2 separate regions of the Homo sapiens genome follow, and region 2 is linked to region 1. Evidence: chromatin loops called from intact Hi-C (ENCODE). Cell type or tissue: CD4-positive, alpha-beta T cell. All regions are shown on one strand. Links, peaks and the distances in the headings refer to the core of each region. The heading gives the core; the rest is flanking DNA. Region 1 holds the start of LINC01621 (long intergenic non-protein coding RNA 1621). Region 2 overlaps SH3BGRL2 (SH3 domain binding glutamate rich protein like 2).

Evidence for each region. Peaks named below come from ENCODE experiments on the same cell type or tissue, not always from the same donor. Only the 100,000 strongest peaks of a DNase experiment are listed, where the experiment ranks them.
Region 2: it touches region 1 in a loop (2.1-fold over the local background); 3 of 110 quality-filtered maps call a loop at or near these places.

Annotation. Positions count from the first base shown.
Region 1 is chr6:79,805,367-79,821,017 of GRCh38, forward strand. LINC01621 (long intergenic non-protein coding RNA 1621) reads right to left here and starts at 6,880. Exons shown (of 5, transcript NR_131786.1): 1 at 6,754-6,880; 2 at 6,161-6,184; 3 at 1,848-1,975; 4 at 530-682. RefSeq lists an enhancer at 1,106-2,305. In CD4-positive, alpha-beta T cell, for the core only: CTCF peaks have their summits at 8,693 (motif pointing left) and 8,894; a DNase peak (open chromatin) is centred at 8,675.
Region 2 is chr6:79,638,689-79,654,339 of GRCh38, forward strand. All of the region lies in intron 1 of SH3BGRL2 (SH3 domain binding glutamate rich protein like 2), which reads left to right. Among named protein-coding and RNA genes, the nearest start is that of SH3BGRL2, 15 kb to the left of the region's middle. In CD4-positive, alpha-beta T cell, for the core only: CTCF peaks have their summits at 7,484 (motif pointing right) and 7,700; a DNase peak (open chromatin) is centred at 7,503.

The DNA.
Region 1 (15,651 bases), core at 7,408-9,907:
ACTATATTTGGGAAATGCTGAACTAAACAGGGTAAAACAGGTGTATCTACTTCAGGACCTCTCAGAGTTGTTGACACGGTGCCACAAATTGTGGCTCTCCAAAAGGGGACATTATATTCAGTGTTCCCCAAACATATTTGACCACAGAATACAAAATGGAATATGGTGAGACTGATGTGCAGAATCCACTTTGGGAAAGGCTGCTCAGGCCCTTCATTTTACAGCTAAATAAACTGAGGACCTGTGAAATGAAGGAATGTGTCCAAGCTTGCTCCATTAGCCAGGATTCCTCGGGAAACAAATGGAAGCATCAAGAGAGTTTGAAATTTAAAAAAAATGATTAATGTAGGCAGGATTAGGGAAGCCAACAAGATATAGTGAGACACCCAGGTGGTGGCTCTTGCCACCCCAACCCTAAAGGGGAAAGAGAAGGAAGCTTGTTACTGGAGCTCAGCTGAGAGCTGGAGAAACGGAGGGGCTGCCTGTCAGAACTGTCATGGGGTAGGGAAGAGGGGGATAAATACATGACCTCAGCCTGTCTCTCCTCCTGTCCTCTCCTTTCCCACTGGTGCTGCCCATTGGCCAAATCCATCTGGAAGCCAGAGGGCGGAAGCCTGGTGATGCAGTTTGTAGAGGTCAGCCTCCCAGGCACAGAGCTGAGCAGAGAAGGGTGAGCACATATCTGTGGGGCAGGTGGGGAATAAACAGCACAATTACATAGCTAGTATTTTGCCTTTTTCATTTTTTAAAAAAAGTTTACCTCATATTTTATAAACTTATGTAAGTTGGCTTAATAAAATTTAATGCAATATAAAACAAAAAATGCTAAAAACATAAAGCAATGGTTTTCAAGATGTGGTCTCAAAGTGTGATTTCCAGGGGTTCCCAAGACCCTTCAGATCTGCAAGGTCAATTTGTAATAATACTATGATGTTACCTCGTGTTTTCCTTTCACTCTTTCACAAGCAACCCGTGGGTTTTCCCATGCTGAGTGATGATGTTATTGACTGCTAACGGAATGTGTGCCTGTGCATTCTCATGATTTAAAATTCATCCCATTTTAATTTCTAATGTAGTAGATGATAAACATTACTCAAATAAACACAGTTTCTTTGGGTCCTCAATTATTTTTGATGTAAAGAAACCCTGAGACCAAAATGTGAAAGAACCACTGATGTAAAGGTAGCCAAAGGACAGATGTGTCCAGGTGAGAGGTGAAGCCAGCTGGACTTCCTGGGTCGAATGGGGACTTGGAGAACTTTTCTATCTAGAGGATTGTAAATGCACCAATCAGCACTCTGTAAAAATGCACCAATCAGTGCTCTGTATCTAGCTAAAAGATTGTAAATACACCAATCAGTGCTCTCTATCTAGCTAAAGGATTGTAAATACACCAATCAGCACTCTGTAAAAACGCACCAATCAGCACTCCATGTCTAGCTAAAGGATTGTAAATGCACCAGTCAGCACTTTGTAAAATGGACCAATCAGCACTCTGCAAAATGGACCAATCGGCACCCTGTAAAATGGACCAATCAGCAGGACATGGGCGGGGCCAAATAAGGGAATAAAAGCTGGCCACCCAAGCCAGCAGAGGTAACCCGCTCCGGTCCCCTTCCATGCTGTGGAGGCTTTGTTCTTTTGCTCTTTCCAATAAATCTTGCTGCTGCTCACTCTTTGGGTCTGCACTACCTTTAAGAGCTATAACACTCACTGCAAAGGTCTGCGATTTCACTCCTGAAGTCAGCGAGACCACGAACCCACTGGAATGGAGAAACTCTGGACACATCTGAACATCTGAAGGAACAAACTCCAGATACACCATCTTTAAGAACTGTAACACTCACCACGAGGGTCCAAGGCTTCATTCTTGAAGTCAGCGAGACCAAGAACCCACTGGAAGGAATACATTCAGGACATACAGGTACTTGAAAGGAACTATTCTTCATGCTGGGCACCAAATCTTCTAGTTTATCTAACAGTAAAGTCGATAGGAAACATAAGGGTTAGATGGTAAGTCATCTCTAGAGCCTGAGATGTGACTTGGGTAAGTTTTCTAACAACAAAGTATAAGAAGCCCTTGTGTGGAGTTCATGTATAATGATCTACTTATTTAAAAACGATATATGGGATACTGGATAATAAAACAAAGTATCTTTATTGCAAGAGTGGTGCATCAATTTCCTATTGCTGCATAATAAATAATCACACATTTGATGGCCTAAAAACCATACCCATTTGTTATCTCACAGTTTTTGTGGGTCAGGAATCTGGGCATGTCATAACTGGGTTCTCTGCTCAGGGTCTCACAGGGCTGAAATCAAGGTGGATTGCATTCTCATCTGGAGGATGCAATGGAAATGCTAGGATCTGCTTCTAAGCTCCTGCAGGTTGTTGGCAGAATTCATGTCTTTATGACTGTAGAATTAATGGCAGCTTGCTTCTTCAAAGCCAGCAACAGAAATAAGAGTCTTTACTGCTTCAGGTCTCGAACTTCAGGGAGGGCCTGGACCCTCTTTTAAAAAGCTCACTGATTTGGCCAGGCCCACTGAGGGTAAATGCTCTTTTGTTTAACTAAAAGTCACTTGATTAGGGATCTTAATTATACCTGAAAAAAGTCCCTTCGACTTTGCCATAAATATAATTACAGGAGTGGTATTTCCTTACTTTTGTTGTATCTTATGGTTAAAAGCAAGTTATGATTTCCACCCACATTCATGGCAAGGGGATTAAGAGCATGACTCATTAGGGGTCACCCTATGGTGTATCTGTCAGAGGTGGGGAACAGATTCAACCATAATCAGAAGGGTTTTAATACAAAGAGTTTTAATACAAAGGCAGCACAAGTACATGACTAAACTCCTGAGTGAAGACCTTAGAAGTAATATTCTTTTGGGCAAGATTCCCCTTGTGTGAACAACATTCCAGACTCTCAATCAAAACACTACAGTCAAAATGAGAACACAGAAATATAGAAGCATTGCTACCTTGGACAAATGAGGCAACGACAAAGATGATGTAAAAGGTGAATCAGAATCAAAATAAAGCCGCACCAGGATCCTACAATTCTGCTACTAATTGGTTTGGTGAATTTGGCACCTCTAATCATCATTGGCAAACACTAATCATGCTGTAAAAGCTAATTAGGATTAAGGAGCATTATCCGGGAGGCCAAGGGGAAGTGTATGAGGTTTTAAAGGCCCTAATATATGTCTTTGAATTTGTTAGACTGATATTTTAGTATTTTCCAAAGCTCTCTTCCTGAAAACTGTTGAGAAAAAAAGCTGATAGGATTTTTAAATGAATATCCTACAGATGAGGGGGTATTGAAGGAATTTTCTAGGAATAAACTAGTCTAACTTGGAGGTGATAATTTCCTTCTGTAAAGATGGAGGAGGCCACTCTCAATGCCCATGAAGCAGAAACAATACTTGTAGAATTTATCAGAGGAGCTCATTCATCTAGATGATAAAGGTTACTATTTTGGGGAGAGGGGAACAACTTCAGTGGCTCTCTGTGCTCTGTACACAGTCTGCTCTCAAAACTGTTGATTGAAGATGAGGATGAAGATAGTGAAGATGAAGAAAATGATAATCCTCAGAGAGTTCAAAACCCTACCTCTAAATAGCTGTCTTTGCTAATAATGCCTTGTTACTAACCAGGGCCATGTGACATGAGATACACGACTGGCCTCCAGCTGAGGAAGGTGAGAGAATAGAGAGGAGAGGGGACGCTGCCATGTCAGGGAGCTCTTGGGTGGAAGGCAGACAGCCTCAGAGACAGATTTCACCTAATGTAAATGTTTCCCAGAATGGTTGCTATTTTTGTTCTAAGTAGTTTGCTTATGCCAAAAGTGCATATTTCCCCAACAATCCTCAGGAAATAAGACACAGAAGTCTGTCTTTAATTTTCATGATATCCTGCAATTTAAATCAGTCTGGGTGCATCTGTGTGGTTTTTATTTTTTGGTATTGTTTAGATGTAATTAAGCAAATCAATACACAGGTACTTAATTATATATTAACAGGGCCATTTGTTAACAAACTTAGTTATAGGATGGAATTAAACTGTAGTAAAGATTTAAAAACCTGCAATAAATTCAATTAATATCAGGTCATTACTCAGAATCTGAATTTATAGATATATTACCATCTTGACAGGAATTTATATTGATTGGATATTTTGAATATTAATAAAATATAAAATTTAGTATTAATAAGTGGGACTATGGTACAATTTTAAAAAGAAAAAAACAAAATTGTGGTTTTTCTAGTTCTTTTAGAGTTGAAGGGGTTAATATGTTTCTCTGAGTCTCACATATTTGTATTTGCCTCTATGCCTATCAAAATTTTATAAAAGCTACTCTAAGATTGGTTTTCTTAATTTTTGTTTTTCGTCCATTTATTCGTGTTTATTAAGGAAAACGGTAATGGAGCTAAAGGTAGGTGAGTCGGCTGTAATTAAGGAAGCTACGGTAATTAAATTATTGTACGGCCACCCCTCGAGCTGTCATTTGAAAGGATGAAAGCTTAATTTTTCCATCAACAAAGTCAATTTCATCCAAGCTGTTGTTTAGAATGCCACATGCATTTAAAAATTACATGTTTAAACTAATCAGGAGCAAATGGAATTTAAACCCCTCTTCAAAATAACATGGATAGATTGTAAATTTATGGAGCATTTTCACTATAGAAAATTAAGTCCATTCAAAACATATCCAGGAGTCATCAGGCAAACAGGGCAGTACTGATGTAAACTACCCACTGTGTGAGCTTAAGGCAGAAGGGTCTCTAATAAATTCGAGTAAATAGCAGCTGAACTGGCCTCACCATGGCTTATGTGTTCAACCTAGCAAGGAAAAAGTTAGCATTAATTGGTACACTCTAGGCTCTCTCAAAGGAACAGGCACTTAGAGCAATTAAGTCAGATGCAGAAAAACAGCTCTGCATTGAAAAGCTGACAGCAGGACTCCTGCACAATATACGTAATGAGTGGCTGAGGACTTTAATGGATCGAGGCTTGGAGACTAATGGACAATTAATGTAAAACAGATGACTTCCCTTGGAGATGACAGTCTTTTGAAAGGCGCTTCACCTGCTGCTCGAACAAATGCGGCTAAAGTGAAATGAAAACAGGAACGTGGTCTCATTGAACGAGGCTAGAGCTAGTATTTGTGTCCCTGCTTTCTCCTTGAATAGTTTCAAAAACTAGGTCAGGAATTTAACAATTCCCTGCAGCTGGTGGTGCAAGCCCCCTCTCGTGGCCTCCCGCCATCCAGGGTGGCCTGAGATCACTGACTGTGCCTCTTGAGCCTTTTGAGAAGCTGCCCTAGCTCGCCTTGTTTAACAGGCAAAAAGAAGACAGGACATATTATAGTGTTCCAGCCTCACTTTTAAAATGACAACAAACCACCCCAACATAGAAATTGCAGTAAATACATATTGGAACATCTATTGGAAATTTAAGAACATGGTTTCTTCTCAAATTAGGCTATTTTAATTTTAAATTAAGATAACTGGAGTCCTTCAAATTTAAGCTTTATAAGCACAGACAGGCTCCCTCCTTATGATAAGTGGTTGTGTACCGAAAGCAAATAATTGTTTGCAAAGAGAAACTCATTTCCTATAGAAACAATGCTGCGGTGGCATTTAATTTTCCACGTGATCTTCCTGAAATCTGTTTAACCCAGATGGAAGCTTAACACAAGTCAGCCTGAGCCCTGGGTCCTGGAACAGGGAGGAGTCAGCTACTCCTGTGGGAGAGGGGAAAGAAGAGGGAGACAAAGATGTTTCCCCCTCTTAGTGGGAAATGGGATTGGACTGAGCTATAATTTTGAGTTACAAACTAATCCTTGGCAATTTTCTATCTTCTAACATCCCTTTACTCAACACTCAAGAAATCAGTGCCTTATGTCATTTAAGTCGCTAGGCATTTCACCCCTGCCCCCAAGCCCCCAACTCCTCTCCTCACTACAGATGTACATATCTTAGCAATTCCCTATTTGTTCTCCTGTAATTTTTCTTCCATTTTCTCATAACAGTACATCTCATCTAGAAATTGAGGAAAGCAGCTTGTATGGGCTAATGAACACCTTTGGTTGATGGCCTGAGCACTCCCAGAAGCCTCTGCATATTAAAGAAAGAATTGCTTCTAAACTCACATGCATGTCCCATTGACAGAATTTCTGTAAGAAAAAAAAAAATCAAGTCAAAATTTCAGGTATCTAATTCAAAAAAACCCACAAGTGCAGGAGAAACGTATTAGGATATTTGTTATAGCAATGAAAAGTAGAAACCACGTAGAAGTCAATGAGAAAATGCCTTAAGTGTGATATATTCATATGATGTCAGATTATGCAGGAGTTATGTGGGTACATTAGAAAATTAGCAAACGTCACCCTTTTCTCTCAGCCTGATTAGGTTTCAGCCCCCATGTGCCTGCTCAGCAAGACATGGTTGAACAAGGGTGAGATTTGCACAGCTCAGTTTATAAGCTCTGCCCCTCCCTGCCAAGTGAACACAGAGCCACGGCAAGGGTAGAACTTGTATTAAGGCCACAAATATTAATATATGTAGATTGTATGTTTTAATCCAGAAATTCATGTAGTTGATGTGGCATCTACTAAAAGTTGGGTAGGCAGGAAATACCTATTTTCTTCAAATCAAATTCAATATGGCTGCCATCCCCTATGTCACTGAATTGCAAGAAATTCAATCTTCATTATTTGTTTCCTCCCCTCCTCCCTGGGTTTACCTAAAAATTGGGAGGATTATTTGGTGCCCAGAAAATGAGCAAGTCTCTCAGTGGGTCCAGAGTGCTCTGAATCTTCATTCCGAGGCTCTAACTGAGGCGGCTGGCTCTCCTGGTTCTGCACCAAGCTGCTTCCCTTCAAACAGCATTCTCACCTGAGTAGCAGCTTGACTGGGGGCAGTGCCAAGAAAGGGGCTTTGGGAATGTCCCTTCCTCCCATTTCAAAAGCTTCCATGTTCCCTGGACAAACTCATTGACCCATTCCCGCCCGTGCCAGCCCTCTCAGTGAGCTCAGGTTTCAGGCAAGGGAGGTAGGTTTCCAGGTGGCCAGGAGGAGCAGTTACCTTAATGCAGTGGTTCTCAGCACGTGGGTCCCGTAGTTACAGTTAGAAGGAGAAATACCTAATGTAGATGACGGTTGATGGGTGCAGCAAACCACCATGGCATGTGTATACCTATGTAACAAACCTGCACGTTCTGCACATGTATCCCAGAACTTAAAGTTTATATATATAGGCCAATTCTTGATTCTTGAACTCCATCCCAGACTTGCTGAATCAGAAACTGGGGGCACAGGCAGCATGCTGCATCTTAAGCCTTAAAGGAATCTTAAAGGTCAGGGCTTTCTGCTCTGACCTCACAACAAACCACCCAGAGGGCAACGGTTCTGGCTACCTCCTTTAAATAGAGAAGGGAAAAATAGAGAGGTAAAAGCAAAACAGTCCTCATTCTCTCAGATACCTCTATAGCAGCAAAAAAATAACAAATAAAAAAACCCCACATATATACCTTAATGATCTCTCCCCTCTGATAAGGCACTGTGTAAAGCAAAGTTGAGATTTATAAAGGATAAAGAAAACCTGAACTCATTTGATCCACACGCCACCAACAAATCCTCGCCCCTACCTTCCAGGTTTAAGAATTCAGGAGGCTTTATCCTAAAAAAAAAGCATGCTGAGAAATAAAGGTCAAGTATTTAGACTAGGCTGTTCCACATCTCCATGGAATGAAGAAACGTGTGGACACCCCTGGAATTTCAATTGGTTCTCCTTTTACAAGGATTTTTATACTAATCAAGATGGAACCAGCACATAACTTCCTTATACTAAAGAATTTCATATTAAGAAAATACAATATCCCCCCAATCTATTATATCAGATAAATGCTAATTTTTATCACATCATCTTATTTCAACTTTGTTATAAAGGCTTGATTCATGCAAAAGTGGAGAGTCATCATTTTTGTTCTTAAACCCAATTAAATGTCACTTCCTGATTCATCCTCCTGCTGCTCCAGATACTTCTAACACATTTCAGACCTGAAATTTTTTAAGCTGCTTCTTCTTTTCCAAGTGATTTTAAGAACCTAGCATTAAAACATAATTACATGGCGGAAAAATACTTTTGAAGCTGCTCAGTGTGACTTTTTTTAATAGTGAGTTTTCTGACTTGCATGCCTCAGAGGATGATTTTCTGGGCTGTGTATAACTTGACAGCATCTCTGCGAGCCCATTAGTCACCTTACAAAATTGCATGAACTCTTTTTGGATCCCTGGGGTAGCTAAAACTTAGCAATAAATGAATGGATTATGCTTCATACAATCATATTTTTAAGCTATATATTAACAATCAAGACTGTTGAACAGTTTTTGGCTTTTGAGATTACAGTCACAGTTATTACTCTATAAGACTCTCTTTTTACAGATTCAAAAGATTTTATAGACAAATGAAGACTGAATTGGCCTCCAAGTTTTACTTGAGGAAATCCAGGCTATAGATCAATTCAGACCTTGATGAAGGTCACACAGCGTGGTTTCAGTGCAGCAGGAATTGGACTCACAGTCCCCCACGCTTTCCTCTCACTGCCAATTGTCAGGTTTCAGCCAATTCTTAATTTTTCACTGGCCAGAAAGTCAGGCCATTACCTTCCATCACATGATTGCCACCTAGTGGCGACAGTGGTCATTGATGCTTATGCAGTGACTGGACTCAAAGGCCAGAAAAGAAATAGAATAAAAATTAAATCATCTTTAAAATGTATTGAGAGTCTACTATTCTGTTAGGTGCTTTATTTATTTCATTTAATCCTCTAAACATTATAAACTAGGAATTTTTATCCAAGAAGAAATGAAGCTGAGAGAGATGAAGAAACTTGCCCAAATTCAGGCTGCCTCTATCAGTGGGGCAGGAACTGGATCTTCTTCCCTGGACCTTAGTCCCTGTCCTGTAACTTTGACCTACATATGGTTGGACTCTCCTAGATCTTAGCAGTCCTTTCTGATCTGTGATATTCCTCAGGCTGCAGTGACTGGCTCAGAGAAAGCCAGTAAGACCCACTGACACTTTCACTAATACAGTCCAGGAAGAGGCAGGTACTATTTTCCACTCACACAGATAATGGTAAAAACAGTGTGAGCCTGGAAGCTGTCTAAGCTCTGCAAAGCGGAGCTGGGAATCAAGTCACCATAGAGCAAGAAAAGCTGAGATAGAGAGAAACTGAACCTGGTGACATCCCTTGTGCCCCCAATTCCAGTTGTGTTTGAAGCCATGTGTACTGCTGGGTGTTTCAGTTATGAGCCAATAAATGCCTTTATAATAATAAATGTTAGTGTGATATGAGGTTTCTGAATTTGTACTAAAAAGTCCTGACTAATACCAAGGATTGGTCCTTTTTCGGTTCCTTCTTTTTTCCTACTTTCAGCTGTCAACAAATCAACATTTGCATTGTGCCTATGCTTACAAGGCATAGGTCTGTTTTCCAAAACCTGTTGTCCTATTCTTGGAGTTGTAATACTTAAGTGAAAACATTATTTCAAAATATTTAAATATAATTTTTAAATAATTAAAATTTGGTTCTATATAAAAAAATCAAATGCCTTGAAAAATATTTGATTTCTCATCCTAAGTATCATCTCCACTAGAGCAATCAGGAAGTTTACAGTCTAAAGCAATTATTCTTTCATTAAGGCAAGAATTCAATAGAGCTTTGGGGCTTGTGAGAGAGTCTAGCCATCTGTCCAGGATTCACGTCATTATGGTTGGAGGAGTGTGGTGGGCTTTGTCAAATGAGATGTATTCCCTTGAGAATATCATGCATTTATTCCAGGCAAGGTCAAGACGTATGAATATTTTGGGAAAGGTAGCCCTACAAATCAATATTTTTAAAGAAAATATTTGTTATATATTTTTGGATAATGGGAAAAAATAATTTCTTAAAATTATTTATTGCTTTCTTAATGTTCAGAATAAGAAATTTATTACATGCAATTTTCTAAACCAGACAACTTCTTGGGAAGTGAATTGTTTACTATTTCAGTGACAAAACCAATAACTTGATGCCAGAAAACAGTACCACGCTTACAGTTTGTTTTCCCAATGTTATTGCCTACCCACTTTTAGAGACTTTCCTAGTTGGCTTGAGGATTTGTTTGCTAGTGGCCTGGCTGATAGCCCTCCCAAGCAACATTCAAATACCTATCACAAAACTATTTACCAAAGATGTTTCGGCTCAGCAAAGGAAGTTTTTAGTTGTTTGCTTGTTACTATTTGAGGCTTCCGTGTCAATGAAAGGCATTTTGCAAGTAATGTATAAAACCATGAATAGACCCTGGCTACTATTTTTACTAATGTGATGGTTAATACTAAGTGTCAACTTGATTGGATTGAGGGATACAAAGTATTGCTCCTGGGTGTGTCTGTGAGGGTGCTGCCACAGGAGATTAATATTCCAGTCAGTGGGCTGGGAAAGGCAGACCCACCCTTAATCTGGGTGAGCACAATCTAATCAGCTGCCAGCTCAGCTAAAGTATAAGAAGACAGAAAAATTTGAAGAGAGACTGGCCTAGCCTCGCAGCCTACATCTTTCTCTTGTGGTGGCTGCTTCCTGCCCTTGCACATCAGACTCCAAGTTCTTCAGTTTTAGAAATCGGACTGGCTATCCTTGCTCCTCAGCCTGCAGATGGCCTATGGTGGGACCTTGTGATCATGTGAGTTAACACTTAATAAACTCTCCTTTGTATATATCTCTATTCCATTAGTTCTGTCCCTCTAGAGACCCCTGACCAATACAACAGATTTATCGCAGTGATGTTTTAAAACTATTTTAAAGATTATTGACCAAGGCAGCTCTGTCTTGCTGGCTTCTCCCCTCCCTACAGTGCTCCAGATTTTCAAGTTGTTCTCTGAGAAGCCTCAGGAGGAACCAGAAGAAAGGTTCGAGTGAGGGTCTGTCTACCATTACAACTAACCGTTCCCTCCGTTCTTCCCATAAAACCAGAACAGCTTTGCTCTGAGCTCTTTTTCTGTGTATTAGACTCCTTAAAAGATTTTCTTTCACCAATTCGCAATTGTCTGTTTAAAAGCGACTACCTTCTCAGACTTATGCTAAGGCATTGTGATATTCTACTGAACAAAAAAAGGCACGCACGCTACATTTATGTTGTAGTGGAGGAAATAGTCAATATACAAATAAACAAGAATACACAAGATCATACTGATGGAAGTGAGTTGATAAAGAGGATAAAGTGATAGTGTGATAAACAGTGCTGAAGGGGGCATACAACATTAGAAAAGGTGATGAGAAAATGCCTTGCTGAGAAAGCAATATTTAAATAATTTATTTGATCCATTAGAAGAGTTTAACCAAAGCCGGGACCATGGCTTATGCTTATAATTCCAGCACTTTGGAAGGCCAAGGCAGGAGAATTGCTTGAGGCCAGGGGTTCAAGGCCAGCCTGGGCAACATAGGGAGACCCTGTCTCTACCAAAAAAAAAAAAAAAAAAAAAAAAAAAAAAAAAAGTAGGGCATGGTAGCACATGCCTGTGCTCTCAACTATTCAAAAGGCTGAGGTGGAAGGATCCCTTGAGCCCAGGAGTTTAAGGCTGTAATTGCACCACTGCACTCCAGCCAGGGTGACAGAGTGAGACACCCGTCTCTTAAAAAAAGGGGGAGAGTGAAACAGGAGTAATATGACCCAACATTTTAAAAATCATTTTTGTGTACCTGGTAGAAGGAGTCACAAGGGAGTGAAAGCAGAATAGCCAGTAGGAGGCAATTGAGATCATCCTGGCAAGAAATCATGGCGGTTGGGATTAAGATACTAGCAGTGGGGGCCGGGCGCGGTGACTCTGGCCTGCAATCCCAGCACTTTGGGAGGCCGAGGCGGGTGGATCACGAGGTCAGGAGATCGAGGCCATCCTGGCTAACACGGTGAAACCCCGTCTCTACTAAAAATACAAAAAAAAAAAAAAAAAAAAAAATGAGCCTGGCGCAGTGGCGGGCGCCTGTAGTCCCAGCTACTGGGGAGGCTGAGGCAGGAGAATGGCGTGAACCTGGGAGGCGGAGCTTGCAGTGAGCAGAGATGGGGCCGCTGCCCTCCAGCCTGGGCGACACAGCGAGACTCTGTCTCAAAAAAAAAAAGATACTAGCAGTGGGGATACAGAGAAATGGATACTTCTGGGCGCATTTCACAGGATGACAGAACTTACTGAGGATTTGGAAACAATGCATGAAGTAAAGAAAGGAAACAAGGATAACTCCCAATTTTTCTGGTTTTGAGCAGTTGGATGAATGGTGATGCCTTTTACTAAGATAAGAAACACAGGGAAAGAAACAAGAGTGAGTGGAGACTGTAGAAATAAGGTTTTATTTGGATAGTTTTGGTTTTAAATACCTTATTTAAGCCAAGATGCACAGTAAGCAGTTTTATGTGGAGATGGGAACACAAGAGAAGAGATCAGTCCGTTTAGATCTAGTTGAGAGTCCTAGATCCGAATCACTGGGGAGAAAGAAATCATGAAGACATGGACCCGAGGTTATGTTCCAGGCATTCAAACAATTAAAGTTTGAGCAGAGAAAGGGGAGGTAAGATCACACAAAAATCTAAGAAAATTGATGGATTCTGCTGAAAACAACTCCCACCTCCCAAAAGAGAAAATAAATCTGCAACAATTATCATGGATGTTACCAGCACCAAGCCTCAGGAGTACTCAAAATCTGTTTGGGCAGAAGCAGGAAATCTTGGCCAGTGATTCAAGAAGGATACCAGGAGACTTCAGTGAAGTCTGGTGCTTTTAAGGCTTCAAAGATTATAATAGCTAATTTAGGAAGAACAATCCCATCCCTTAAATGCTATACTCCAGAAAAAATCATGCCATGACCTTGGGTGCCACAGCTATGGCTCATAGTTTGTTTACATTCACATGGTCATCATTCTCAATGGATGCCTCCACACTATGGTGGCTAGATCAGAAAGGCTGTCACCGAGCAATGGCCTCACTGGCCGACACATAGAAGCCAATAATATGGCACTGGCTTTTGGAAAAAGAAAAAAAAAGTTGTATTGCAAGTTGACTGGCAAGGAGACAAGAGCCAAAACCCAAATCTTTCTCCCGCTCTGGAGGTGGGGTAAGCTTTTATAGCGTCTCTAACTAGTCCCAGATGATTCCAGTATAGCTAATCTGCCATGCTGGTGGTGTTAACAACTAGAAGGTTAAAGCTGTCTCTCATTCCACATGCCAGGGCTACATGACTTTCAGTCTTGGCTCTGTGCCACCTGTAACAACTTAAACAATGGTTCATAGGTTTAAGCTGGTTCTGCAGTTACAAGGCCAGACTCAGCTACTCTATTCAAAACTGACTCCTCTTCCATGTCAAACAAGGAGTTCCCTATTGAGCACAGATTAGTAGTTCAGAAAACCCTATGATGAATTCTTCAGGAGCCCCACTCAAATTTCCCGCCAGAGAAGCTCAATTGGAATCATTAGCCATCCATAAGATAAAGTTGAATAATATTCCACCACAATAAGGAAAGAATAAGGACTTCTCCATCCTTTTATGCCCAGAAAATTCTTTGTGCCAAAGAAATTTGTAAATATGCACAAATTTTCTAATTACTAGATCTGCATCCCAAGAAGTACTAGAAAAGGCAGATTTAAAGGGTAAGACCGCAGAGGAGTTTACCGAACCCTTTCCGTATGTCAGTGGGAACCTTCTTTCCTAATACAGTCAATCCTCATTGTTCCCAGATTTCATATTTGTGAATTTTCTACTGGATAACATTTATTTGTAACCCCAAAATCAGTACTCCTGGACCTTTCTCAGTCATTCACAGATATGCCCAGAGCAGCAAACACGTGAGTCACATGTTTCAGCTGAGAACAAACAAGGCAGTACTGTGCCTTCTTGTCTCAGTTCTTATACTGAAAATAAGTGTCCTTTTTGCATCCTATTTGGTGTCACATTTTTTCATTTTTGTGCCTTTTCTTGGTGATTTTGCTGTTTATAATGCCCCTCAAACACAGTGATGAAGTTCTGTCTAGCATTGCTAAGCACAAGAAGACTATGATGTAGCTTATGGAGAAAAAAATGTTGGATAAACTTCAGGCATGAGTCATAGAGTTATTGGCTATGAGTTCAATGTTACTGAATCAATATATATTAAATAAGTTGTCTTTAAACAGAAACACACATAAAAGAACAGCATGTATTGGTCACTTTGCAAAAATGTTTTGACCAGACTCTCAGGGATCTAATCCTGTATTTCTCCTAGAAGCAATGGTTCGGTATTTGGTAATTCAGTATTTGTGGTGACTTCAGAAAACATAGCTACCACAAGTAACAAGAATTAACTGTGTTTATATTATCAAAGGGACACCACTCCACTGAATTTCCCAAAGGAAGACACCTGTATCAAAGTGACAGAGGTCTCCATCCTAATGAAGGCAGAAATGTACCTGAGAACCTTCAAATGGCAGATTCTCTTCCTTATGAAAAGACAAAAACAAAACATCAACAAACAGAAAAATCAACAAAACAAACATTTAAAGCATTGCTTAACTAGTCTCACGCCTATCCTCCTCAGGAAATATACGTGTGTGTGTGTGTGTATGTGTGTATTGTGTATACATATATAAACACACACAATACATACACATAAGAAAAATATAATCTAATATACTATATATTATACTGTGAATAATATATAAAAGAGAAAAAATATACTTTTATAAAAGAAAAAACTAAACACCAACTCCACAGTAAAATTAATAGTACTTGGAACAAATTCTGACGAATCATAAAAATATTAGTGTAGTATACTGAAACCAAGAAATCACAGAGATATAGAGATAGTTATTTTGATACTTAATGTATTAAGAATTAAAACTAAACATAACCCAGATATTAATATATCACTATACTCCTAACCCACATAATTATGTAAAACATTTTCTTAGAATGAGGTATAAAATAGTTCATATTTTTTATTTATTCCCTGGAAGTATTAGTAGGAGATTATTAAATAATGGTACAAACACATGCTCAATTGTTATATAACTATTCATAATCATATTTTAGATGAATATTTAATAAGGGAAGATGTTGACTCTACAACGAATCTATAAAATCATATGCACAGTATGATCACAATTTTTAAAAAGTTATGTATAAATGTCGCAAATATCATAAGGCAAGCCTACAATATTTGAAGATGCAGACCTCGGCTATGACATTAAAGGTAATTTTTGCTTTGTACTGTTCTGAATTTTCTACATTTCTACAACTGTTATTACACTATATAATAAAAAACTATCATTAATTATGATTGCTATAATTTAACAGTTTCGGGGGTTTTTTGAGAGATGGTCTTACTCTGTCACCCAGGCTGGAGTGCAGTGGCATGGTCATGACTCACTGCAGCCTCGACCTTCCCGGGTTCAGGTGATCTTCCCACCTCACCCTCCTGAGTAGCTGGGACTACAGGTGCGCACCACCATGCCTGGATAATTTTTGTATTTTTTGCGAAGATAGAGTCTCACTATGTTTCCCAGGCTGACCTCAAACTCCTGGGCCCAGTGATCTGCTCAGCATGGCCTCCCAAAGTACTGGGATTACAGGCGTGAG
Region 2 (15,651 bases), core at 6,387-8,886, 170 kb before region 1:
ATGATTACTGATGTTAAGAATTTTTTTTATCTATTTGTTGGCCATTTGTATGTCTTCTTTTGAGAGCTATCTGTTTAGATCACTTATCCAATTTTAGTTGGATTATTTATTTTTTTGCTGTTGTTTGGGTTCCTTGTATATTTTCAATATTAATCTCCTGTTGACACATAGTTTGCACCTTTTCTTCCATTCTGTAGGTTGTCTTTTCACTCTGTTGATTGTTGAGGAAACTAAATTTTGACATATATTTATAATATGAAAAACAAGGTGGTTTGCACATTGCAGGAAGACTCATGTAAGATGGTGTATTGATTTTTTTCTGTTTTTCAATTTTTAAAAATCAAAAATTGAAAAGGAAAAGAGCTATTGATGGTGAAAAACTCAGCAGGCAACAGGAAGCAGTGTGAGGTATTAACTAAACAATATTTCTTCCTTAGTTATTTTTCATCTTTGATTTATAAAAAGTTCTTAAATGAATTGTGTTTTTTTCTATCAAATTAGAAATGGGTGACAGAATAGAAAAAAATCTAGAATCATAGTGAATGTTTCACTTTCTAAAGTAGAAATTAGCATGACTTACTGATCACTATATATGAAAGTTTAAAATACTTTATTATGTGCCAGGTGCAGTGGCTCATGCCTATAATCTTTGCACTTTGGGAGGCTGAGTCAGGCAGATCTCTTGAACTCAGGAGCTCGAGACCAGCCTGGGCAACATGGCAAAACCCCATCTCTACAAAAAATATAAAAATTAGCGGGGCATGGTGGCATGTGCCTGTAGTCCCAGTTACTTGGGGGGCTGAGGCAGGAGGAGTGCCTGAACCTTGGGAGGTCGAGCCTGCAGTGAGCCGAGATTGCACTACTGCACTCCAGCCTGGGTGACAAAGTGAGACCTTGTCTCAGACAAACAAACCCCAAAACCATCACCACCAACAACAAAAATACTTTATTTTGAAATGCATATTTAAAAATGGGGTCTAGAAATTATTATTTCACCTGCTAAATGTCAGTTTTTAAAAAAATCACCCTCCAAGCTCTAAACTCAGGAGACCCTTTTAGGCTTCAGGAGTTTTTCAGCAGGAATTCCTTTAAATGGGTATTATTTTAGCTGGAGAGTTAGTTAGAGATTTAAGTTCTATTTAAGCCACATTCCTGTATTCATTTTTTTCTGTGATTGATTTTATTTTATACTGTTTATCCGTGATGCAAAAAAAGAGGTTAGCCTTAAAAATTTAGTGAACATTTTCTTTCTTCTGTGAAATGGCAAGTGCTTGTTAACTTTTGTGGGGACTCTTCTACTTCAGGTTATATACAGTTGTCTTTTGAGGGTCCTCCTTCTAGTTTTAGCTTAAGAACATATCAATGAGCCTTTCTGTTTAGCATTTTTAGATAGTGATGAATATGTGCCATGTGTTAGTTTTTGGGGGGCACTGGGGTGGCTTGGAGGAGTAGGGCAGGAGGGGAGGAGCTGGAGGTTGGAAGCCTGTACCAGCTAGAAACTGCACAACCCAATTTAAGGCAGTGCAGTTTCCCTTCTGTCTCCCTCTCTTAATAGGCTTATCTGACTTCATCTGTCAGCACTGGCTAGTTTCACAGTGGACTGTGGTAATTTAAAGGGTTAGTATTGCTATCTCTTTTATATTTGATTGGTTTATTTTCTAACTCTAAAACAGAAATAAAGCTTGGAAAAGCACTTAATTGAATGTTTCCCTTCTGGTTCATGACAGCTTTGCAGTGGAATGGAAAGCTGAACTCAGATGCCAGCATCCAGGCAGATGGGGCCCCACCTCCCTACAAACTTAGGCACTTTTAGGCTGGCACAGCCTCTGGGACAATTTGGGAACAATTTTGTTGGTCACCTTTGTTACTATTGACAGCTTATTCCCAAGGGGATCTACTCTTTTGAGCTGGTTGAGTATTTGGCAGAACTCCAAGGGGTTGTTTCCTGGAGCTGACCCCTGAAGTGGAAGGTATCCGGCAGGGTGTGTCTGCTTTGCTGTGGGGTCTTGGTGGGCCCTCTGCCAGCATTGCTTCTCAGCTCTTGGAGCAGACAGGGAACGTTGGGTGCGACTGAGGGCAGGGGGTTCTAACTAATTTAGGATGTGTTTGCCATTTCCTACTGGGTCATGGCCCAAATATGAAATGACTTTTTGTCATCTTCAGTCTAGTGGCTTTGAGAGTGGAGGACTGAGAGTAAGAGACATACAATTAGGTGACTTGATTGACAGGTCAGTTCAGTGGTATTTGGTAAATGCAAATATAGTTAAAGTCAGCAGCTATTGCTACATACTGATCTAATATTAAAAACAAAACAAAGCAAAACAAAAAACCCAAAGAGCAATAAGCATAGCTTTTGAGTTAGCTTGTTTTCCTTCTGCATGTTCCACAAGACGTGGGAGTGTGGTCTTCTTCATTCATGACATTCCCATGTGTATTAAAGCTCAGTGGTTCTCTCACCCTTTTGTGTGTGTGTGTGTGTGTGTGTGTGTGTGTGTGTGTGTGTGTGTGGTTTGTTTTAAATCACAGTCTCTGCTTATCTTTCACTGGTTCTCTTTTAATAATTATGTTCATTAGCGTGGTTTCTTCAAATGGGAATTGGCCACCTTTATAAGCCTGGGCCCTTCATTGATGGGAGTTTAGATTTCACTGTTCTTTTATGAGAAACAAACTGCTTACTAGCCAAAATAAATGTTTGGGTTGAGTATGCGCTGATTTCTTTAATTCTGGAGTCAGTTTATATTCAACCCATGCACCTACCTCTCTGTCCTGGCTATGGCAATCTATCATTAGAGAACAGTGTTATGGTTAAGGCGGGGGCTGAGTCCAAATCCTAGCTCTGCCACTGATGAAAGGCATGACCTTAGACAAGTAACCTTAGCCTCTTCATTTGTGTAAGTGGGATAGGAATGGTATTTTATGCATAGAAAAGCTCTTATGAGCTTTGAATGAAATGAATGATTTTGCATTAGGCATTTAGCTGAGTGCCATGACATACTGAGAACTCAGTGCATGTTACCTACTTTTTCTGTATCATAATCATCTTCAGTAGTAGTAGTAGTAATAACAGTAAAAAAAAATCACAATGACCTTGAACTGTGTAAGTTCCTTAACAGTCCAAAAATTATATACAGTACATACTACTTACTAGGCTGAGAACGCATACAGGTATAATTTTAGGAGAGATTTTAGTAAATTTAAGTGTAAAGGGTTTTCCACTTAAATGTATAAGAACATTATAATTTGAGCAGGCCATTCACCAAACATACCATTAGTTAGAGTTCTGCTGTAATGTTTGGATATTTTATAGGTACATGGCATGTTGTGCACGACCCATTCAGATCATATTTTCACTCCCTATAAAGTGCTTACTACTATGCACATAGTCACTATTCTTTGCTATACATAATACAGTCAGCCCTTGGTATCTGTGGGTTCCATATTTGTGGATTCACCTACCTGTGGATCAAAAATAATCAGAAAAAAAGTGGACAGTTGCATCTGTACTGAACATGTACAGACTTTTTCTAGTCTTCATTCCCTAAATAATATAGTATTACAGCTATTTACATAGCATTTACGTTGTATTAGATATTATAAATAATCTACAGATGATTTAAATTATACCATGTTTTACATAGGTTATATGCAAATACTATACGACTTGATATAAGGGACTTGAGCATCCAAGGATTTTGGCATCTAAGGGACACCAAATATACTGTGTATGTTTTTTTTAGAGCCCTGGCTTGATCTAAGGATTGCTGAATAATGTATAGATTTCATCCCAAATGACAACTCTGACTGTTGGATAGTAGCTGCCTGGAGAGCCGGGAGAGGGGTTTTGGAGCCTTGATTGGGATCAGCAGGAAAACAGTGTGATTGATTGTTGATGCCTGCTCTGGTACCAGAGAGAGGATCAGGACTTATGCCACGTATTTGCCATCCCTGCCTTAAACTTCATGTATTTAGACTCTGTCTTTCAGATTCTTGTAACTGATACAGAATATGTTGAGTCTGTGAGTAACCGGGAAAAGGAATATGAAACACCAAGTTGAATTGATGGATATCCTCTGCAAACATCATGCCTTGTCTGTCACCCCAAATTTGGTGGGGGTTGGGGACAGTGAAGGGCCAGGATTTCTGTGTTTAATGAAGATGAATGGAATTTCCTAGAATCCTGACTGTGAATCTGAACACTGTGAATTTTGAATACCTGTGAAACATAAGTTGGGCTGGCAGATGGGCAGGTAGATGATGGTAAAAGCAGTAAGGGGCTTTGTGGAAAAATGTGGGAGACAGGAGAAGGAAAAAGACACCTGGAAGAGGGGACCCATTGTGCTGAGCTTTGGAACACTGAAAGGGCAGCTGAACAATTACTCTTTATCTGTGTCCAGCAATGTGGTACAATATTTACTTTATGTCATTTCATCTTTACAATTGTCCTACAAACTATGATTTCTTATACTCATTTTACAGATGAGAGTGTTGAGACACAGGGTAATTAAGTAGCATGTCTAGGATTATTCAGCTCAGCGGTAAAACCTAGATTCAAACCCTTTTCTTCTGATTTTGTGCCTGGTACTTTTTATATTGCCCCACATTGCTCACCAGAAGAGCCCCTGACCAAGAGACTGGTGAGAACCTGGGTTGTGCTATCGCAACAAGCATGCTAGAATAACAGTGTCTGAGCTCAAGCTGTAATAAAGAGAGGGAATTGTGCAGGACTCCTGAGGAGTGGTTCCAGAGGTCTCCACTCAGCTGCTGAGCTGATAATTGTAGGCATGATGTCCTTAGATCATGTGATAGCAATGGCTTTGCTTCTTCAGAGACTGATGGAAGCTAAAAGGAGTATGATTTAAAATTGAAAACTAATATTTCGTGATAATAATAATGAGTACCATTCACATGTGCAGGCAGTACTAGGGGGCTTGCATTTGTTATTTGTACTCCTTAAAGTAACTTGGTATAGTAGCTATTCATAATTACCCTGCCCCCTCACAGAAGAGTAAGAAACCCAAACTTTAAACAACTTGCCTTGTCATAGAACCCAAAAGGTTGAGATAGCCAGATCTGTACCGTCTTCCTCCTATAGATATGTCCCAGAGGAAGACTTCAGAAGTTAAAGGAAATGAGAATAGGCAGTGCTCCGAAGAGACTGTTTAATGTTTTGTTGGATGTCCTGAAACTAAATGTATGATTTCCTTCGAATGTGATTCTCTTGCTGTGTGTGATAAAGTTGAATAAAACCAACTTGATGGGTTGAACTGGAAGGAGTAAGATTCGATGGGAGGGCAATAGGTAATACGGGGAAAGAAAGGTTGGCCAGGATGGCTGTAACCCAGAGATGGGGTCATAGGCAGAGATATTTAATATATTGGGGCCTTTTGGGCAACAGATCCATGGGGACAAATGGTTGCTGTGGAGGTGTGCGCCCTCATCCTTTACATCTTGAACCCTAGGTTACTAGGAGAAATGTTCTCTATGCTGATTATGCCCTGTTGTATGCTCTGCACAAAGGTGTTCTTGTGAGTGGAAGGAGTTTATCAATATATTGCAGCCTACTGAGGGAGTTGAATGCAAGAGAGGGAGTAGAAAGGAGGAGGCCAGAGTTGGGTTTGTTGGTGGAAGGGAGGGAATTGAGGGTCTGGGGGAGTGTAGACAGCCTCCATCTGTAAAGGGAAAGATTCAGTCAACACACACTGGTAGGGAGGAGGCCTGCAGGAGTGGTCAATGAAGCTGCTGTTTACACTCTTCATCTGTCCAGTTTAATTGCTCCAAGATCATTGTGCTTTGTTTATTGTCAACCATCTCTCTAATATTAGATTATTTATATGTAAATTATTGAGAGAGCCTCATAAGCTTGGTAGATAGAAGAAATTTGTGTGATACAAGGGCAGTGATGAGTAGAAAGAATGTAGACTCCAGGGGCAGGAAGACCTGGATTTGAATTATGGATCTGATACTCTAATGGGCAAGGTGGCTGAACATGCCTTTTTACTTCTCTGGATCTCAGAAAATCTACTTGTAAAGTTGTTGAAGCTTAATGAAATTGCAGCCATTATTATTATTGAGTGTCATTTAAATTGAAGTTGGCAATAATTTTCTGATTTTTTTCAACTTTAAATGAGCTATAAAGATTTAATTAAGGAAAAAATAATGTTCAAATAATCAGATAATAGGTCCTGAGTTGGCCGGGCGCGGTGGCTCACCCCTGTAATCCCAGCACTTTGGGAGGCCGAGATGGGCGGATCACCAGAGGTCAGGAGTTGGAGACCAGCCTGGCCAAAGTGGTGAAACCCTGTCTCTACTAAAAATGCAAAAATTAGCTGGGTGTGCTGGCAGTCGCCTGTAATCCCAGCTACTCAGGAGGCTGAGGTAGGAGAATTGCTTGAACCCAGGAGATGGAGTAGGTTGCAGTGAGCTGAGATTGCACCACTGCACTCCAGACAGAGTGAGAGTCCGTCTCAAAAAAAAAAAAAAAATAGGTCCTGAGTTAAATGGAACATAGCCTTAGGAATACCCCAAACTGTCATTGTTTATTAAGGTTAGTGTAGGCTGGAAGTCACAATCTGGTTGCAAGTCTGAAACACCCTCTTTCGAGTTAATATACCATTTTAAATTCTTTTGAGCAAATATTTTAAATACTGGGAGTTACCTTTCTTAGACACAAACATAACCTGGATTTCCCATTCTTCTTAAGACATCTGAAGATTACTTGATCCTGGCACCTCACTCCATTGTGGTATCATGGCATCTTGGCATGGATCCACTGGAACTGAGTAGTGATGCCCCCTTGCCTTAGGGCCTGTATCCTTGGTGTCTACACAGCCCCTCATCATTCTCACCATTTTCCCAACTCTGAGCCATTTGTTACTGAGCTTGTATATTCTTTTATCTTATAATAGAAAGTATTTCTTGGCATCTATGTCTATCAAAAGTGGGAAACCATAAGATTATATCGAGAAGGCTATATATATGTTTCAAGAAGAATGGGAGCCAGCAAGTTTGTGTGTGTGTGTTAAAGGAAGGAAATAATAGTTTTAAATGGTTATTAGTTGTTTGCTGGCTTCATTATTTCACATTATTAACTGTCTGACTTCTGTTGGCATTTGAATATTTGATTCTTTGGAGAGGTTGACTACTGTGGGGTTAAAAAGTACCTGTCTATTTGCTATGTGCTTGGTGCTAGCATGGTGTCAGCCTCTAGTCACTCTGTAATCTCAAAACTGCTACTCTGAGGTTATTAACTCTAGGGTAGAACTGCCTTGAAAAGCTTGAAAATAGTTGATCATACCCTAAACCAGGGTTTGTCATCAGTGGCATTATTGACATTTTGTGCTGGACAACTCTTTGTTGTTGGGGCTTGTCTTATATATCGTAGATATAAAGCAGTTTGCCTTATTTCTACCCACTGGGTGCTAGTAGCACCCTTCCTCCTGGTTGCAACTACCAAAAATGTCTCCAGACATTCTCAAATGTCCCCTAGGGGGCAAAATCGCCCCTGGTTGAGAACCACCACTCTACAGTATCAGAGAGGAAATGGTCTCAATCTGAGAGGACTCAGACTGCTTTAAAACTGGAAGGAACTGAAGAGATCGTTTAATTCATCTTCCTCTTCTGATAAGGTATGACCTGTTAAATGACTAGTTCAAGTCTACATTGCTTCCAAGCTCAGGATCCATTGTCCTAATACTTCTAGAGCAGTGTATTATGGAGCTAGCATACTGCATTGGAAGTTGGGAGACTTGGAATCTGGTTCTGGCGTTGCCATTTAATCAGCTTTATGTCTTTGGACAAGAAACTTGGCTTCTCTGGGCTTCAGGTTTTTTGTTGTGTTGTTGCTGTTGTTTCATAATTGAGATATAATTCACATGCCATAAAATTAACTTTTAAAAATTGTATGTCCCAATGTGTTTTTGTGTGTGTGTATGTTTACTATGTTGTACAATAATCTAATTCCAGAATATTTTATCACCCATATTCATGCCTATTAGTAGTCACTCCCCATTCTCACCTCCCTCTAGCTCCTGGCAAGCACTAATCTGCTTTCTGACTCAATGGATTTGCCTCTTCTGGACATTTCATGTAAATAGAATCATAAATGAAACCTTTGATGTCTGGCTTCTTTCACTTGGCATAATGTTTTTAAGGTTCATTCATGTTGTAGAATGTATTAGCACTTCATTTCTTTTTATGGCTGAATAATACTCTGTGGTATGAATGTACCAGAGTTTGTTTATCCATTTATCAGTTGATGGATATTTGGGTTGCTTCTACTTTTTGGCTATGATGAATAATGCCGCTCTGAACGTTTGCGTATAAGTTTTCGTATGAACGTATGTTTTCAGTTCTCTTGGGCATATACCTAGGGGTGGAATTGGTGGTTTGTATGATAATGCTGTATTTTGTGTTTTTGAGGAACTGCCAAACTGTTTTCCAAAGTGGCCATTTCATTTTACATTCCCACTAGCAATGTATGCAGGTTCCAGTTTCTCTGGATCCTCTCCTACATTTGTGATTATTTGTCTTTTTCATTGTAGCACTTTTAGAGAATGCAGTGGTATCTCAGTGTGGTTTTGATTTGCATTTTCCTAATGACTAATAATGTTGTTTTTTTTTAAAGAAGTGGTTGTGGGTATCTTTTTTTTTAAAATCTCTTCTAGCTCTGAATTTCAGATTTTTCTTCTATTCCTTGCGCAGACCATATGAATAACAGAATTGAGTCTTTAGGGAATATATATTTTGGAAATTAATGGGTTAATCAACTCCTATGTATTTATGAATATCTTCTATTGTCCAGTGTTCAGCCATGTTCAGGATGCAGAATGAGTATATGGCATGATCCTTCCCCCCAAACAACTCTTAATCTTGGGGAGCAAAGATGATCATAGAAAATTGGTACAACACAGGCTCATATGGAATATAATCCTAAATGTACTCATCCTATAGGTAAGTCAGGAAGGCAGGTATATCTAGTTGGATGAAGGCAAAGAAAGTCATCAGTGCTAGATAGAAAAATAGCAAATCTTGAATTGGGAAAGTGGCTGTTTTTAAGATTCTAAAAAATTTTACTTATTTAAAAGACGCCAGTGGAAAGTTAAAAGACCTAAATATTTTGTATTTATTGTGAATTGGAACAGATGTTGCTTTCCCTGTTCTTTTTTGTCAAATACATAAATTTGATTTGTATATCCACGCTGCCCTTTGTTTTAGACTTAATGACCCCTTTTTTCCATTTGTATGTATTTCCTGTAGTGTGAGAGCAAGACAAGTGGCTACCCTGTAGTTAATTCCACAGCAGTGTTTTAATAGTGAGCTTGGTTCTGAGAGATAATTAACACAAATGAAATGATTAATAATTCACCTTTGAGTTCTTTTTCCATTAAAGGGAAAAAAATCATCTTGTTAACAAGATTAAATCTTGTGTGTTAGGTTCAGAAACCTAGAAAAACTTCACTGACCTTTCAGAGCTTACAGCTTCAAGGCCTTTTTGGTCTGGCATTTTGGGCCCTATGTGATCTGATTCTGACCTACCTTTGCAACATTTTCTCTCTCTATTCTTTTGGCATATATATATATATATATATATATATATTTGACATATATTATATATAATATATATATAAATATTTGACTTATATATATTATATATATAATATATATATATGGCTTCTTTTTGCTTTTTCTCTCAATTTCCCATCCCTTTCTCATGCTATTTCCTTTGCCTTATTGTGCTCACTTTGCATTGTGTCTAGTAAGATTGCCTCATTTCTTCAAAGCCAGTGGCATTGCTATTTCCTGATGAAGGTTATTCTTTCCCCTCCCTTCCACCTTTGCCCTCCAAACTGAGAGATTTTTTCTTCCACCTCCCTCCATGCTGTAGATTGTGGAATGTCTTCTCCTGGCCTCAATGCAGTCAAGGTTCTTTGAGTTCTTAGTTCTTCACGGTTAGGGACCTGTTCTGTTTATCTTTTAATTCCCCCACGTTTCCTTTTAGAGCACTTGGCACATAGTATTTTATTGAATGAATGCAAAAGAAACACTGTTTCTGTATTTTCCATATCAGAATAAAGCTAATCAAGAGTTTATGACCATGTCAAAGAGGAACGGGATTAGAGTGTAGCTAGAAGTCTACTTTGGAAAACATAAAGGCTGTGAGGGACAAGATTTATTTTACTGCTCTTAAATAAGTGGCAGGAAGAATCTGTGTTATTAAAGATAACTTTATTGTAGAATTCTATTCGATATCAGAATTCTAGAACCATGTAGAATGAAGCAGGAGACCTGGAAGGAAGCAGAAAAGCCACTGAGAGGTGATTAGCTCTTCATTCTACATTCTTCATGGCAGAGGGCCACCCTGTAGGACCACCTCACCCAGAGGACTGTTAATGAAACAGGCAGAAAGTCCTCAAAGCCCAAGTGAGGGAAGTCATAATGGGAAGCTCTGAGAAGTGACAGCTCCCTTCTTAAGGCAGAATTGGAGAATTCCAGAAGCATAGTTTTAGACTGTGTTTGGCATAGAGTGAAACAGCAGACTTACATTTGAATGGACTCTGGGAATGTCAGCACACCACATCAAAGTACAAAAATGGATAATCATGAAGATTCTTAGTCTAGAACAGATTAAATCAGGTTTGGCATATTTTGGTTTGATGTCTTGGCTTTACAATGCAGAAACATATGTGGTATATTTTAGAAAGATTTCTAAATAGAAGTAGTTTAAAATAAAATATAATAATAAATTTGTGTTTGGCAGGGTGAGCTTCAAGTATACAGAAAACCTTAATTTCCAATTCCAGGAGAAAGTAGGTTATTTGCTCCTACCTCTGGCCCCCACATTTGTAGCACCTTTTTTTGCCTTTCATCATCTCTTCTTTTTACCTTTCATTATAATACTTACAGACTTTCTTTTCCCATCATCCTAGGAGCTGTTCTTTTTGTGTTTCTCCTTTTTATGTTTCTGCTGCTGTGCTTCTCTTCTTTGTCTACACATAGGTATAGCATTTTAGCCCCCATGCACTTTTCCCTTTGATTGCCCTGGCTCTATAGGCATGCCTCTGTTAATGCCAATTTCAAATTGAAGTTACTTGTAAGCAAGCTCTGTTTCTTCCCTTTAGACTTTGCACTGCATCAAATTAGAGGCTTTGTTTTGTCACCTGTGTTTCTCTAGTTCCTCGGGAAGTGTCTAGCACAATGAAAGTCCTTGTAAACGTCTGAGTGAACCTCTTGACCTTTTTAAAGGGTTTTGTTTTGTTATTTTTAATGCTAGTTCTTATGTACTCTCTCTCTCTCTCTCTCACACACACACACACACACACACACACACACAGTTACCCTAATTCTCCTTTGTTAATTTCTTCACTTTTTCTTTGGAGTCAAGATGGAATGGAGAATTATATGGCTGAAGATATAGAGAAATTTGAGGTGGAGAGACCAGAATTTGCAGGCACACTCCAAGTTGGACATTCTTCTATTTGGAATGCAGGAATTAGGATCATCTGAGGGAAGGGCAAGTGCCTGTAGAGATTTCAGAAAGATACAAAAGTTCCCAGTGGCAGTTATGTAGGACAGAAATAGCATTGAATCTCCAGCCAAAGTTAGATAGTTGGAGTTTTCAGTAGACAGGGAAGCTAACATTACTCAGTAGCCCAAGGAGGGAGGAAAGTACCGATGAGATGACCAACTCAAGACAGAAGGTGAGTCCATAGAATGCAGGTGTCTTAGTCCATTTGGTTGCTATAAAGGAATACCTGAAGCTGGGTAATTTATAAAGAAAAGAGATTTATTTGTCTCACAGTTCTGCAGGTTGTACAAGAAACATGGCACCAGCATCTGCTTCTGGTGAGGGTTTCAGAAAGCATCTATTCATGCCAGGCATCACATGGAGAGAGGAAGGACATGAGAGAGAGAAGGGAGGAAGGTGTCAGGCTCTTTTTAACAGTCAGTTCTCAAGGGGGAGACAAGAGTGAGAACTCATGCACTGTGGTCAGATTGGCATCAAGACATCCTTGAGGGATCTGCCCCCATGACTCAAAAACTTCCTGCCAAACCCCACTTCCAACATTGACAATCAAATTTCAATGTGGGATTTGAAAGACAAATATCCAAATTATCAGCAGGTGAGGGCATCCAGACTTTCCCTTAAGTATATCAATTTATGCCTACTATGGAAATGTGAACTAATTATATAAGGATAAATAATTATATAAAAATATATAAGTAATATATAAATAATGTATAAATATATAAATAATTATGTAAACATATAATTATATAACTATTAAAATGTAATTCTGGAAATCATCCTGTTCTTTATTATTTTTCAAATGTAAATAGAAGTCGTTTTTATATAATCTGTTAGGATAACTTTTCACACAATTGAGGACTGACTGATACAGAAATGAGAACAACATATTACAAAACACATTGTGTTGCAGAGTGGCATCTACGCACATTGATAAGGACATGGCCTTTGGCTGGAGTCCTGCAATTCTTGTCTATAGAAAATACTATCCTCAGCAGGATTTCCTTCTTACTGTGGAGGATTTTGACTGTTACAGCAATTTTTGCTGTAACTGGTCTTCTACAAAGTATCCTCTAATTAACAGGAGGCACGTGTATGAAGAGTTGTATATAATTTTCAGAGAGAATCTCATCAAATAGTGGCACCGTAAATTCATATTTTATGCTTGGCTGACTTTTTTCTTTAGAAAATAAACATACAATCTTGACAGGAAATGTAAAAACAGTAAAATCCAACCACCCTCATCTTTCATTCCATGGTTCTGCTAACGTTTTATTAAGGCTTTACATCACTAAGTATTAAGGTTTCTTTTTTTAATGCAGACTAAAAGTAGTTTGTTATACACATGTTGATGGAGAAAGTAGTTAGAGCCACTTGCATTACATCAAACGGGAATAAATCAGCTGCTGGGTATAAGCAGCCCCTCTGAAGCTACCTGACTGAGACCCATGGGGGTGCAGATGTGATGTGCACATTGTCTTCATCCTCCAGAGAGGTTGATGGTTGTCAGGGAAAGAGGCACAGACACATGCAACTGTTATTAAACAGTGCAAGGCTGTATATTATTACATGCTAGTTTGTGGTGACCGTGGGTATAAATGGGAGTTTGGTGAAGGAGATGATTCTGGAGGGCAGTGGTTAGATAAATCAGGGTTTCCCAGCCTTGGCACTGCTGGCATTTTGGGCTAGATAACTCATTATTGTGAGGGCTGTTCTGTGCATTTTAGGATGTGTTAGCAGCATCCCTGGCTTCTACTTATAGGTGCCAGTAGTATCCTTCTCCCAAATTCCCTCAGCTGTGACCACCAAAAATGTCTTCAGACATTGCCAAATGTCCCCCAGGAGGGCAAAATCACCTCCAATTAAGAACAACTGGGTAGGCTTAGTTGAGTGCAGTGTGGATTTGAGGCTGAGTTGTGAAGAATAAATAGAACTTGGATAGGAAGTATGGACAATATGGAGGGGATTTTAGTGGAGAAGAACCTTTAAAGTGAAGACTCAGAAGTGTGTCTGCAGCAGGGCTACTCAAAGTGTGGTCCATGAACTTAACTGTGTTACCAGTGTAAGTACTGCCATTGAGGGTAATCATTTAGAAACTTTTATAGCGACTTTACTGAGTAATTTTATCAACTATAGTAATGAAAACTTCAGGTTTATAGCTTATCTTTGTTATTTAATTTTTCTAGAAATTAGTTTCTTGTTTTATAAAAGTATCATTCTGCAACAGATTGGAACATTAGTATAAGAACGACAGCAAACTGGTCCTTGGCCACTGAGACTCTGAGAGAGGCTGTAACCAGATTGGATTTCAGGTGTACAGTAGGACATGAGGTAGGCTAGGTATGGCCCAGATGGAGCATGGAGTCAGAGTGGTTTCTGAGATCTCTCACGGTGCCTGACATCTTAGGCCTGGTACTCAATAAATATTTTCAGGATGAATCAATGCCTGAAAAACCTCCATGCAGAGGAGAATAGACCTAGCAGTAAGGAGGGGGGACCCAGTGGATATTTTGGGTTGGGGGTGACTTTTAGAAATTTTTTTTTTAAAGCAGGAACTATAATCACATCATGTAACACTATGTAACGTTCTATATTTTTGCCTGCTGATATGTAACATAGTTAAGTTTATTACAAACATTATTTCCTAAGACTTATGGTATAATAAGTGCTCCTTTTCAAGTATTAACACTTAATAGTGTTTAATCTACAATGTAACATTAGGTAAATCAATGATAAATGTATATAATGCAATACACTGTGCCACCTTTCCCTACCCTGTGTTAAGGTATTATTAACAAAATCAATTAAGAAAAAAACAAGACAACTATTATAACTGAAACAAGGCTATGAACATCACAGATGCATGTCTGAGTAGATAAACAGCATTTCCCCTTAACATGAAGGTCATTTTGTCAAAGAGACTCCTATATCTTTAGGTTAGCATTGTTTTAGCAGCAGCTAGTCTTCAGGACAAGATCAAAAATTTCAAGCAAAAAAGACAACGAGTTATTCTGAGAAAACATCGATCCACGTTACTAATAAAAGAAGCAAACTGCTGGTTTCACCTTAACATAAAATTGGGTGTGTTCCCTTTCACATGTGATTCATATTTAATATCATTCTGTCTGTCTCTGTGGTTTCAGTCTTTAAATCATCTGATTATCTCCACTTAGGAACCTTTCTAATTGCTTACCCTGGAACCATAATTATTCGAAGGTATAATTTATATATTTTAGAACTTATCATCAAATTATGTGTGTCCTGGCTGTTGGGATTTGTAAACAGTCTAATGTCTGGCGTAAAGTAACTTTTGTGATTATTTGGCAATATTTATAGCTGTCCTTTAAAGAAATAAAGGAGAGTACATTTTGGTTCATTTACATTTTCTGTAAATAGAGAAAGGCCTGTGCCCTTGGCACTGTTTTCATAGTGAAGTTAGTGGGTCTGTGCCTGAATTAGCAGTGAAGTGAGGAAAGAGATGGGGTATGGAAAAGAGTAATTGAAAGGAGCTTAAGAAAGAGTGGGCATAAACACATGAAACCGACAAAGATTTGGAAAGCACCCCAGAGATGGCAGCAGCAGGTTTTGGGGTGGAGAATGGTCTGGCTGTTGGCCAGGGTGACTGAGCCATGTATGTTGCATTGTCCCGCTGGCTAGCTCAAGCTTCTTCACTTGGTGGTGGTCTCAAGGTTCTAATAGTGGTAAGAAGGAAAGCCCCAAGTACTTTTCAGTATTCTGTTTATATCAGTCTTGCTAATCCATCAAGATTCAAGGGATGGAGAAGTAAACTCCATCTCTTGGTGAGAATAGTTGCGTTGTCACAGTGTCAGGGTGTGGATGCACAAGGTAGAGAATTTGTGAACACTTTTATAACTTGCTGTAGTGTATGAAAAAAGAAATAATTTTTTTCATTAATAGTCCAAATCTTAAAAGAATACTCCAAATCAATTGCCACTTATTTTAACATAGCTGATGTGAAGTACTGTGGCTTACAATCCTATTTTATTCATTTATTTATGAAATATGATTGTATTCACTGAAGTTTTGAGAAGGAAAGGTAAGAATATTTGGTGTGGCATTACCACACTGTGATTTATTTTTGCTAAAGATCAAGTGAATTTTCCAGT